Linked DNA regions of Homo sapiens: regions 1 and 3 are each linked to region 2. A link is a loop called in an ENCODE intact Hi-C map of the cell type or tissue named here. Cell type or tissue: GM12878. All regions are shown on one strand.

Region 1 (4,000 bases), 170 kb before region 2:
ATACAGTGGAAGCCTTTGTATGATATGTTTGTTATTGATTCATAAATATTTGTACATTATTTATGGGGTACATGTAATATTTCATTACATGCATAGAATGTGTAAGATAAGTCAAGGTATTTAGGATATCCATCATCTCTAGTATTTATCATTTCTATCTGTTGGGAACATTTCAAATCCTCTCTTCTAGCTATTTTCAAATATACAATGCATTGTTGTTGTTGTTGACTATAGTCACTCTACTGTTAAACATTAGAACTTATTCCTTCTATCTAACTGTGTGTTTCTACTCATTAGCCAACCTCTCTTCATCCCTCCCAACTCCAATCCACATACCCTTTCCAGTCTCTGGCATCTATCTGACATCTATCATTCTACTCTCTAATTCCATGAGATCATTTTTTTTTAGTTCTCATATATAACTGAGAAATCAGTGTATCAAAAGTATGCACTGGAAGAACTTCTACAACGACACAGAGGTCACATATTTTAATATCTAAAAATAAAATAATATCAAAGGCAAGTGACCAATGAGTTTAAGAAAATAAAACACATCTCAGGATTAGTTTCCTTAATTTTTAAAAAGTTCCTGAAAATCAATATTTCTAAAGTTTAGTAAAAAGAGGGCAGTTTCAATTGAGAAAAAGAAATGCAAATTACTCTTGATTACATATTTTAAATGCTTAATTGCACTGCTGGTAAGAGAAAAGCAACTCAAAACTACTTGGAGATACCAGCCTTTACACCACCTTGATAAACACCAAAAAGGTTTGATAACAATATTTTAATGAGTGGATAAGAAAAAAAATTCCCTGTTGAGGGAAATTTCATAATATCTATACAAATTAACATATATAATGTTTGATTCAGCAGTGACACTTTAGTAATTTATCTAATGGGCGTGCGTGTTTGGCCATATGTGAGTAATATGTACATGAGTTTTTTAATTTAAAAAAATTATTTTTAATAGCAACATCCAAGAGAAAGAAAGCAGGACAGGAACAGAAAGAGAGAAAAGACCAGATGTTTACTTAATTAATATGCTACAATACAGCTAGTAAAAAGAATGAGACAACTTTATAGACACTGGTATAGAAGAATGGTATATTATTGAATTAAAACAAACTATAAAGAAGATACCGTCATTCATGCGTGATCTAAAAGTGGATGTGTACATATATGTGTGTACATATATACATGTCTCAGAAAGAATAAGTTATATATAATTATTAATTGTATATTATAATTATCATATAATTATATGTACACATATACACAAATGGGTAATACATTTCTGAGGGACTAGCATGGGATGGCGATATATTATCTTTCCACTCTTTGTATTAAATTATTGCATTTACATATTCAAAAATGAATGCAAACTTATATTAGTTTGGTGCAAAACTAATGGCAGACCCCAGTTACTTTTGTACCACCCTAATAGAACATAATATTGCTTCTGTTTTGGGGATGTCTTTCATATTGGAAGACGAGACTCAAATGCTATTTAGAAATCAAGCAAAAAAACCCGTGGTCAAAGAAATTGAGAGAAATAACAAGGAACGCTAGCTGCAGATTGTGTAAAGAATTTCAGGGACTGTAGAAGGTGCAGGGTATGATATAGGAGCCATTTATATGGGGTAGCTTTGGGGTTTAGGTGTGGTTGCATTTATTTAAATCCATGCTGAATGGTATTTGGTGTAGACATTTGAATTCCATTTAACACATTCCATTGTGTTTGTTAGGTTTTTTCACTATTTTATTTTTCCTTGGAAGATATTAATCTCGGTGAATCAGAAAAAGGACTGCATTTCACTACATTTAGAGACATACAGTTTACTGAAGTACTATACAAGTGAGACAAAGTTTGCTTTGGCATTTTATTAATAGAGAATAACAGTAGAGAGGTCAGAAATTCAATTAGGGTGGGGGTAGGTTACAGAAAATAGATATTGATAGAAATAATGTAGATATAAATAAAGATGTAAATGCATAGATGTAGATAAAGATTTAGATTGAGATACAGATATAGATACAGGCAGACATATTTAGACAATTATTACCAGTAGATAGGAAAGTAAGTAGAGTGGGAAGTTACAGTTTGAGGCTTTAAAGAAGAAACCAAAATATTTGAAAAGTAAAAATAGATGAAATTCAGGACACAGTTTAAATTTAGAGAAAACATTTAAGTGCTTAAGCTTCGGAGAAAAGATGGAAAGGAGAGAGGATGAAATTGATTAAAGAAATATTTAAAGTTCTAGAAAGGAATCTCTAGAAGCTGTCTTCATGGCAATTAATGACTAAACAATTATATGTGGTTTTTAAAATCAGCCTTGGGAAATTCCTTTAGATACAAGGCAGCTTTTCTGTAAACATTAAAATCTTTTGAGTGTAAACTCCCAAACAAGTTTTTCCATGTTTGCCTAAAAGTGGATATAAAGGATTGGCCTTCCTAGAATGAGGGTAGATTTTCCTGAAATCATGGTAATAAAGGCAGCTTTATAGAGTATAGTATAAAGTATAGAGTATATACTTTATATTTCTATAGGCAGGATAAAGCTACCTGGGTGCTGAATTTACCCTTGAAACTACCCGTGAGAAGTGAAACTTTTTAAGCCTCACTATTTTTTCAGTAACACGAGATGTTTGCTAGATTATCTCTATGTCCACCTCCTAAAAACTGTATCAAATGATAAGATGAACTTTACAAATTTCTTCCAGCACCAGGGTCTGTAACTTTATGATATTTCTGTGCACTAGCATGGGACAAAATAAATTATTGTTTATGTCTACTTCCTACCATCTGGGGATCTTATTTCTGAAGCAGTCATAAAAGAATGTTTGCTTATAAATTATTCCCAGGGATTTTTTTGCACTCTTAGTTTCGGAACTGCCTCTGCATAATATGAAATGCATTGTTTCACTGCCAAAGCTGAGGTTGACAGCCTAGGGCTTGCAGGAGAATATTTTTGCAGATAATAACTCCTTCTTGCATGTAATAGAATTCATGATTCCATACATCTTCTCCCAATTTTACATACAGCCATATACACATAGAATGTAGCTATTTAAGAGTTAATGACAAATAAATCAATAATCATTCTCCGCACTGCAGAATAAGATGATCAGTCTAGTTTCATGAGTGACTTCAGATCTGGGAGGCAGAAGACAATTGAAAAATAGGGTGGTCTGAGATACAGATTTCATTCGGAATTCGAGTAGCTAAATATAACCACATATAACACACACGTGCAAATCACACACAAAAATACACTGCTTCAGGGTGACAAAAATAAATTAGTATTGAATATGAAATGATTAGGCTATTATTAGAATATAAAATATTTTAATGAAATTTACATATAAGCTCTTCGGCTGTAAAAATGAGTGCATTGTGTAAAATGATTTTTAAGACCTTACTTTTTTAGAAATATCTACATATCATCTATAGAGTAGTAATAGGGTTTTTGCTTTTTCTACACATGAACTAAAGAACATGAACAAGGATAATTTACTCTTTTGACTACTATGAATCACCTTTAAATAAAATATTAAATTAATTAAATATTGGTCACTTTTTTGTTTTATTGCTAAATTTTAAAGGGTTTATTTTGTTTTGCCTACCTTTGCACTTTTTTTTAAATCAGAGGCTCATTTTCTGATATTGTTCTTAATACAGTAAAATCACTGGTCTGTCAATACTTCTCTTTGTTTATTCTTTTTTCTCTTCATATAACTTTCATGACTTTCTCCAGAAAGCTATGTTTTCAATAAATACCACTTGACTTGTATGTTATTGTTAAATGTATGTTTGGTTTTGGAATGCTCATTTTGTAATAAATTTTGTTGATGTTTAATATGCATTGAAAGGCACAAATTATAAGAGTTTACCTAAGTTTTTCTCATGTTAACATAGGTGATTAATCTACACAAGATAAAGACATGGAATATTACTAGGCCTGCACAGATGCCCCATCTCCCTTTCCAGTTACTTCCTTCA
Region 2 (4,000 bases):
TTTCTATATCCAAATTTGAATTAAAAGTGTACAGAGTCAAATGTACTTAGTGTTAAATGGTAGAAAGATAACAAGTATGAAAAAGTATAAATCATAAAAGTAGCAATTATTATAGAATCCAGCACTCTAGTATGTGACATTTAAGCATCTCTCTCAAGACTTCATCATGAACAATTTATAGCCTTAACTACAAATGAAATGTCATAAATAATTGGTCATGTACCTTTGACATTTCATCTCAGATTTGGTGAATCAATTTGTAATCTGGAACATTTGAAGCCAATATCTGGGGTCTGAAATCTCAAGGGTAGTTATTTTTAATTATTTTATGGAATGTATATATTTTGCTCATTTCTTTAAACATAATAAAACAAATCCTTGACTAAAGAAAAAGAACAAAAGTTGTAATAAAGAAAGCTGCCAAACATCCTAAAGGAACTATTAACAATATTAATAATTATAGAGGTCATTTAATTTTTTCTATTAAGTGAATTAAACTTAATATGTCATTTTGTACTTCCGAGGCTTAGGGGGAAAAGCTTTGCATATTCCTGAAGAATTTTCATTACCTATAGAATATTAATTTCCACTTACGGTTCAGTTCCAAGTTACAGTGAGATAGTGCTGTCTCTTCCAAACTTTGGTATCCATTAACTCTCTTTTGTGACTGTCCTTAAATAGGCCAAGTAAACTTAGCTGAAGAAGGAAGCAAAGATATTAACAACGCACCAAAGCATCTTGCTGAGTCAAAGTCCAAGGGGATAAGAAGTCTCAAGTTAGGACTCTGGAAAAATTGGAATCAAGGAACGGATCACTATCAGAATTCCCTTTCCAACTTCCTGCTTTCTATCTCTCCGTTTAACTCACTGTACTTTCATGTAGCCAATCATATTTATTTATTTCCAATACTTGAATCAGAATATGATAGTCAAGAGTGTACATGTTTACATTTCATTACTTAAAAATAGATAACAAGTTGAGTTGAAATTTTAGTAGGATCCAAACTAAGGAACCTTCCTAATCAGACTGAGAAGGATTCTGATTGGCTCAGCTGAAGAATGCTGGCACTTCAACCAATTCATAAGGAAGGAGGCAGCTGTGGGGACATATTTCCCAAAACAATAGTGGAGGTGATTCTCTGAAAATGAGATGGAGGACAAATGAAGCTAGGAACAAAAAATAAGAAAGAGTGGGCAATATATTTTCTTTTCTTTTTCATTCCTTTCCTATTCTAGGAATATACTGTCCTATGATTTAAGATTGTCAATTTTACAAATCCAAGGAGGAACCATTATTAGAGAGGATATATGAAAAGAAAACAAACTAAAACCTCTTTGATATGCCTAAATAATTTTCTGGTAAATTGAGCTGCTTTTCTCTCAAGTTTAAGAAACAGCGTTTAGAGTTACAGAGGGTGGCTGGAAATCAATAGCTCAGAGACCTTGATAAATGAAATCAGGAAAATGAAAACCTCAAAAGGGTCAAAAGTGAACATTCTTGACCTTAAGTGGAAAATACGTCTGTATTTTCTAACCACATCAAATCTGTTCACCTACATATTACTATTTTACCACGTCGTTTATGACCACAAAGCATGCATCCTGGATCTTGCTCCATAATTCATCACTGTCTTGCTAGCTCTTTGATACTTCCTGGTAAGTTTAAATATATATTCAGTCTAGTTTTTCAGTTTTACTCAATGAGAGAGAGTAAGAGGGAGTTTGCAAGAGAACAAGAAAGTGAAAGAGAGAGAGAGAGAGACTGTGTGTGTGCACGCAAAACCACCTTTGCAAAATTATGACAGTAAGAGAAATCTGACATGTTTGGCTCCATCTTATTTCTGACCTCCAAGCTGTTCTCGGTCATTCCTGGGTTTGGCCATGCTAGCTTTGGGAGGAATTTAGTTCATAGTTTAACTTGAAAGCAAGGATGATAATAGTCCCTCCCTAAAATGAACTCCCTCTTTGCTCAGGAAACAAAAACTGCCCTTGTAAGATTAATGAAAGGCCATAAGAATAGGATTATGCGACAGGCCTGAATTCTGCTAAAATGTAGCAATAGTTTCTATAATCCTCTGCTTCTCAGGAGTTATCTAGCTAGAGGTCACAAGACTTGTGACTTTCTCAATTGTTCCTACTGATAACATCACTATTGTAGAATCTAAGATTTCTTTTTTGTTGTTGTTTTTTGAGATATTTTTCAGACTGACCCTGCCTGAACCCATGACTCATGACCCAACTGGTCCTGTGGTCCTACCCAGAAGTGGATTCAGTGCAGAGGGCCACTTCCCACAACCCTATGATTTCATCCCCAACCAATCAACAACACCCATTCCTAGCCCCCTACCCACCAAATTGTTCATAAAATCCCTAAGCTCTGAGCCTGTGCAGAGGCAGATTTCAGTAATAACTCCTTCTCCCACATGGCCAGCTTCCTGTCAGTCAAACTCTTTCTCTACTGCAATGCCATGGTGTCAGTTAATTGATTTTGCCTGTGCAGCAAACAACCTATCAGGTGACTACAAGAGCAGAATCGCCTACTCTACCATCATCAAATGCTACTTGTCAATTGGTTTTAGTGCTCACGGTGATTCATACCATAATTCACCTAGTAATTATAAAATGATTCATATAACATTTAGTATTTGAAACTTTAAAGAACCTAGTAAGACACCAACTATATGTTTCTATCAATGTGGCTGAAAGAAAAGAGCAAGCTGTATTGTGGGAGAAGTGTGCCCCTTCACTGTTCACACAGCTTGGGGACACTGTTTTTAAAATATCTAGAGTTGGTATGGCTGAAATACCGTTTATAGTCTCTCTTCCTATCTTTCACACATGCTACCTCTATCCTTTTACACCACTTTCTTCCTTTCTCTTTTTCACTTCCTTGCTTATTTTTGAAGAAATCATTAGGTCAATCTCCAGTTTCACCTAAATGACAGTATCAGTCATCTTGAGCAGGCCAGAAAATAATATTGTCATCTTCCATGTGTCCTACCAAATGTAATGCCTTTAGCATCTGCTTTGAGGTTTGACAGAAAAATAAAATAAAAATAAAGTAAAATAAAAACACACACACAGAAGATTCCCTCTTCCAAACTCTCTGAACTACAATGAAAGCTTGTCTCAGTCCAAATTCTGCCATACTCATAAACATATAAGAGGCACAAAATATGGGGCCCAGGTTCTGGAGCCAGCTGGTTTGTGTGCAAAACCTGACTCAGTCAATTATTATATGTGTGACCTTTGGAAATTCACTAAGGTTCCCTGGGTCTTAGTTTCTTCAACTATGATTATCATGCCTACCTTGAGTTATGGTGAAGGCAAATGAGTTGATATATGTAAAGCCTTTAGCACAATGCCTGGAAGACAGTGAGCACTCAATAAATGCTGATCATTTCTATAAGAGGTACTATAGGTTGAAGGCTAAGGACCCAGGCTCTGGAGTCAGCTGTCAGGCCCCGAAGCCTAGTCTGCCTCTCAAGTAGCTGCATAGCCTTAGGCAAATTATTTAGTAGGTCAAACTGTTTTCAGATCCCAAATTATTGTTTTTTGTAATCCTTAGGGGTCAACAAGAACTGCAAGAGACTTTTCCACTATGTACATAAAGACAGAACTGGCCCACCAAGGAGAACAAATATTCCTGTTCCCCTTCCTGTTATCTCATTATCCTTTACAGGAACCACAGATGAACAGACCGTTTTTCAAGATAGTGAGTGTCTCCAATTATTTAAAATCCAAAGAACATTATTTACAATCAATTTAGGTTCTAGATCCTATCTTTCTCCCTAGTAATCATTTATTGCCCCTCAATGGAATTCTTCGTAGTCCTTCTCCCACAACTTGTTTTACAACGATCCAAGTGCCCATTCTTTCTGTAACCTCAAGATGATACATAAGCTCCTGTACCTCATTGGGAAGTTGCGTCTTCATTCTGATGGCTCCTGTGTAAACATGTTAATTTGTATGCCTTTTCTTCGGTTTTTTAAAAAAGTTCA
Region 3 (4,000 bases), 120 kb before region 2:
TTTCAAATTCCAGGATACTTTTTTGCTCAGTCCTGTCAAGTCCACAGCTTTTGTTTAATCATATAAAATATAGAATATCTTCTCCTGTTCCAAAAATTATTTAGGTCCTACTTTGAGCAGTGAACTCTAATTGTTTAAGTATTTTAAATATATTGCGGATATGCTGTGAAGTCCAGGCTGAAGCTGTGTTTTACTCTGAAAGGAAGTACTAGATTCACTCTCTCTACAAGCTTTTTTTATTAATAAAATATTTACCAATTTTAGATTCATGTTTTCTTAGACAAAATACAGAAACAGTAGTGTACATATCTCTAATAAAAATTGTAAATGTAAGTTATAAAATCCTATTACTTTTTAATATTATCTTCCTGAAAAGAGTATGATTTATTTCCCCATAAACCATCCATATTTATTGTCTTTGTATTGTGTCCAGTCTTGCAGACCAGAATAGAGTGAGGGAAATGCATTCATTAAACTCATCCTGAGTTCATAGAAATAAGAGTTGTCAGTAATTTCACCCATTGACTTAGACGTGAGTTAAGTTTCTTTCACAGAATGAATATATATGAAGTCATATGTCATTTAATGATAGGGTAGGGATATGATCTGAAAAATGCTTTCTTAGGTGATTTTATTGTATGAACATCATAGAGTATACCTACATAAACCTAGATGGCATAGCCTGCCATACACCGAGGCTCTATGTTATAGCCTATTGCTCCTAGACTACAGACCTGTACAGCATGTTACTGCACTGAATACTGTAGACAATTGTAACACTATGGTATTTGTGTATCTAAATATATAAACATTAAAATGGTACAAGCCAGATGTGGTGACTCTAGTTTGTATTCCCAGTGTTTGGAAAGCCAAAGTGGGAGGATCTCTTGAGGCAAGGAGTGTGAGACAAGTCTTGGCAACATTGTGAGACTCCTTCATCTCTACAAAAAAAAAAAAAAAAAAAAGAGAGAGAAGAAAGAAAAAACTAATTGGTAGAGTGTGGTGGTGTGTGCCTGTAGTCTCAGCTTTTGGGTAGGCTGAGGCAGGAAAATCTCTTTAGCCAAGAAGTTTCAAGCTGCAGTTAGCTGTGATCACGCCACTGCATTCTAGCCTGGGTGACAGAGTGAGACCACATTTCTTAAAATAAATAAATAAATAAAAAGGTATAGTAAAAAATAATACATTTTTAATATACCAGTGGTCCTGGTGGCATGGAACCAGTATTACATATGAGGTCCATCATAGACTGAAATTTTATTATGTAGCACATGACTATATATATTCTTCCCTAATTCTACCTTCTATGCCTTATGATTCACAAGGAAAAAAAAGAGCAATAAGTTAGCATTGTTCTCAAAATACTGGTTTCTCTTTCAATATGTTTCAACAAATTAGCTATAATCCGCTGTAAGTCAAGCACGGCAAGTCGTTAATTCTTGTTAATTTTCCCTCAGATTAAGGTAAAATACAAATTTCCCAACTTCAGGAATTTGGCCCAACCACAAGATAATAACAAAAACATTAAAAATGCATATTTTATGTTGCTAAGAAAAAATACCTATGTCACAAACTTTGTATACAAGAAATCTTCCCAGAGGAGAGTTTTGTGAGGATTTTCTTACCTATAATTTTCTTTCTATTTCAAATAATCTGTGTTTGTTATTTTGTGTCATGCATAGTGAGCATATGAACCAGAAAACTCATATTTTTTGTTTGTTTTTTGAAAGTAAGTCTTTATTAGCCTGCTGTGGGAAACACACTACATTCTACATTCTTTTTTTTTTTTTTTTTTTTTTTTTTGGAACAAGGTCTCATACTGTTGCCCAGGCTGGAGTGCAGTGGTATGATCTAGGCTCACTGCAACCTCAGCTTCCTAGGCTTAAGCAAGCATCCAGCCTCAGCCTCCCAAGTAGCTGGGACTACAGGCGTGCAGCACCACACATGGCTAATATTTTATTTTTTTTGTAGAGAGGGGGTTTTGTCATGTTGCCCAGACTGGTCTTGAACTCCTGAGCTCAAAGCAATCCACCCGCCTCGGCCTCCAAAAATGCTGGGGTTACAGGTGTGAGCCACCATGCCTGGCCTTCTATGTTTCTTTATCTCTCTACTTACCTTCAATATTTCTTTGCTTGTTGAGTGTAATGGGCATGTAGTTCTTTTAGAGATTAACCGCTGGAGTGGATAAGTGTTCTTTGCAAACCAATGAATTCTGGGCAAGTTTCTTTTTACTCAGCTGTTTACATGAGTTTGATGGCTAATTTTTGGTGTCAAGCTGACTGAATTAAGGACTACCTAGATAGCTGATAAAGCACGATTCTTGAGTGTCTCTCTGAGGGTGAGGGTGTTTCCAGAGGAGACTGGTGTGTGAGTTAAAGGACTGAATGGGGGAGATCAGCCCTTAATGTGAGCGGGCTCCATCCACTTGCCTGGGGACCAGATGGAACAGAAAGGCAGAGGAAGGACAAATTTCTGTTCTGTGTCCAGAAGCCAGGACACTCTCCTTCCTCTGCCCTTGGACACCAGTACTGAAGGTCTCTGACCATTGAACTCTGGATTTGCACCAGTGGTCCTCTGGGTTCTCAAGCCTTTAGGCTGTGACCGAGAGTTACACCACAGCTTTCAGACCTGGACTGAGCCACATTACTCACTTTCTTAGGACTCCAGTTTGCAGATGGCCTATTGTGAGACTTCTCAGTCTCTATAATTGTGTAAGCTAACTCACCTAATAAGGCCCCTCTTATCTATTATCTATCTATCTATCTATCTATCTATCTATCTATCATCTATCTATCTATCTATCTATCTATTATATCCTATTGGTTCTGTCTTTCTGGAGAACTCAGGGTAAAACAATTAGTCAAATACTTCTCTTCAAGACAAAGTGGTACATTTACTATGAATCTATAATGTAGGTCTAGGATGGTAATTTTTAAATGACTGTGTGCAAATCCCTCAAGGGGTATTATGAAAGAAATATTCTCTTTATTTTCCATTTATTCTCCTTCCCTCTGAGGATCCACATTGACTTAAACGTATTTGCAATAGCGGGAATAAAGAAGTGTGCCTGTGGTAATTCTGGGTGGGGAACACTTCCTGTCAGGCTTCCCTGTGATAACTTTTGCATTTCTGGTGAACCTCATGCTAGGTTACTGCTCATCTGTGTAAATGTTTCCCAGTTTGCCTGAAAAGTTACGTAAGTTGCCTTTTCAACCATGAAGTAAGATTACTTCAAGATGGTTAAAATAGTTACAGAAGTTTAGATTTACCTTATAACAGTAATTCTTTTTTTACTATATAGAATTAAATATATATATATGTATATACATATATTTGCAAAAGCTGATTTACTTTAGTGTGCCATTTATAATAGAACATAGTAATTTTCAGTGGTTTTAGCTTTTCAGTTTTGATTATATAAGAGAGGAAAACTAGACTATGACCTTCATCTTTAGTGTTAACTACAGATTCCCTAACCACTCTTACAAAGGGAGTTCAGTCAAATTGCCTAGTTTACAAATAAATCCATGAAGGCGTTTTTAAACTGCGTTAAACACTTTGAATAAAAGTATGATTATGGAGGGTTATTTACAGAAAAACTCCGTGAAACTGTGTTTTCACAGTTTCCTCACACCACAACAAGGAGGAAGTTTCCTCCTTCCTCACACCACAACAATCGTCAACACAGAAGATTTTTATGAGCAAATGTATTGGGGTTTCCCCCCACCACCAAGCAGTGGACACCAACTGGGTGTCTTCCAGTTCAACTCTGACACTATCTACCTGGAAATACTGTCAGATCCCACAGGATGAGGGCTCAGTCCCCAAGACTACCTCCCCACAGACATCATCACAAGTCTGGGCCTCTGAAACTTCTGACTGACTGGCTTCAAGTTGGGGTTCCTACAATACCCTCTTTGGGTTTGATTAATTTGATGGAGCAGCTCACATTACTAAGGGAAACACTTATGTTTACTGGTTTATTATAAAGGATATTACAGAA

What was found. Peaks named below come from ENCODE experiments on the same cell type or tissue, not always from the same donor. Only the 100,000 strongest peaks of a DNase experiment are listed, where the experiment ranks them.
Region 1: it touches region 2 in a loop (2.0-fold over the local background); 1 of 110 quality-filtered maps calls a loop at or near these places.
Region 3: it touches region 2 in a loop (2.5-fold over the local background); 1 of 110 quality-filtered maps calls a loop at or near these places.

Annotation. Positions count from the first base shown.
Region 1 is chr4:171,470,765-171,474,764 of GRCh38, forward strand. No RefSeq gene overlaps it. Among named protein-coding and RNA genes, the nearest start is that of LINC02174, 170 kb to the right of the region's middle. In GM12878, no CTCF peak of the experiment used is centred here; no DNase peak of the experiment used is centred here.
Region 2 is chr4:171,638,066-171,642,065 of GRCh38, forward strand. LINC02174 (long intergenic non-protein coding RNA 2174) reads right to left here and starts at 698. Exons shown (of 5, transcript NR_147157.1): 1 at 595-698. In GM12878, no CTCF peak of the experiment used is centred here; a DNase peak (open chromatin) is centred at 1,636; H3K27ac peaks cover 2,652 bases.
Region 3 is chr4:171,515,466-171,519,465 of GRCh38, forward strand. The region is part of intron 2 of LOC105377535 (a long non-coding RNA gene); the gene reads left to right. Among named protein-coding and RNA genes, the nearest start is that of LINC02174, 120 kb to the right of the region's middle. RefSeq lists a silencer at 2,600-2,659. In GM12878, no CTCF peak of the experiment used is centred here; a DNase peak (open chromatin) is centred at 2,415.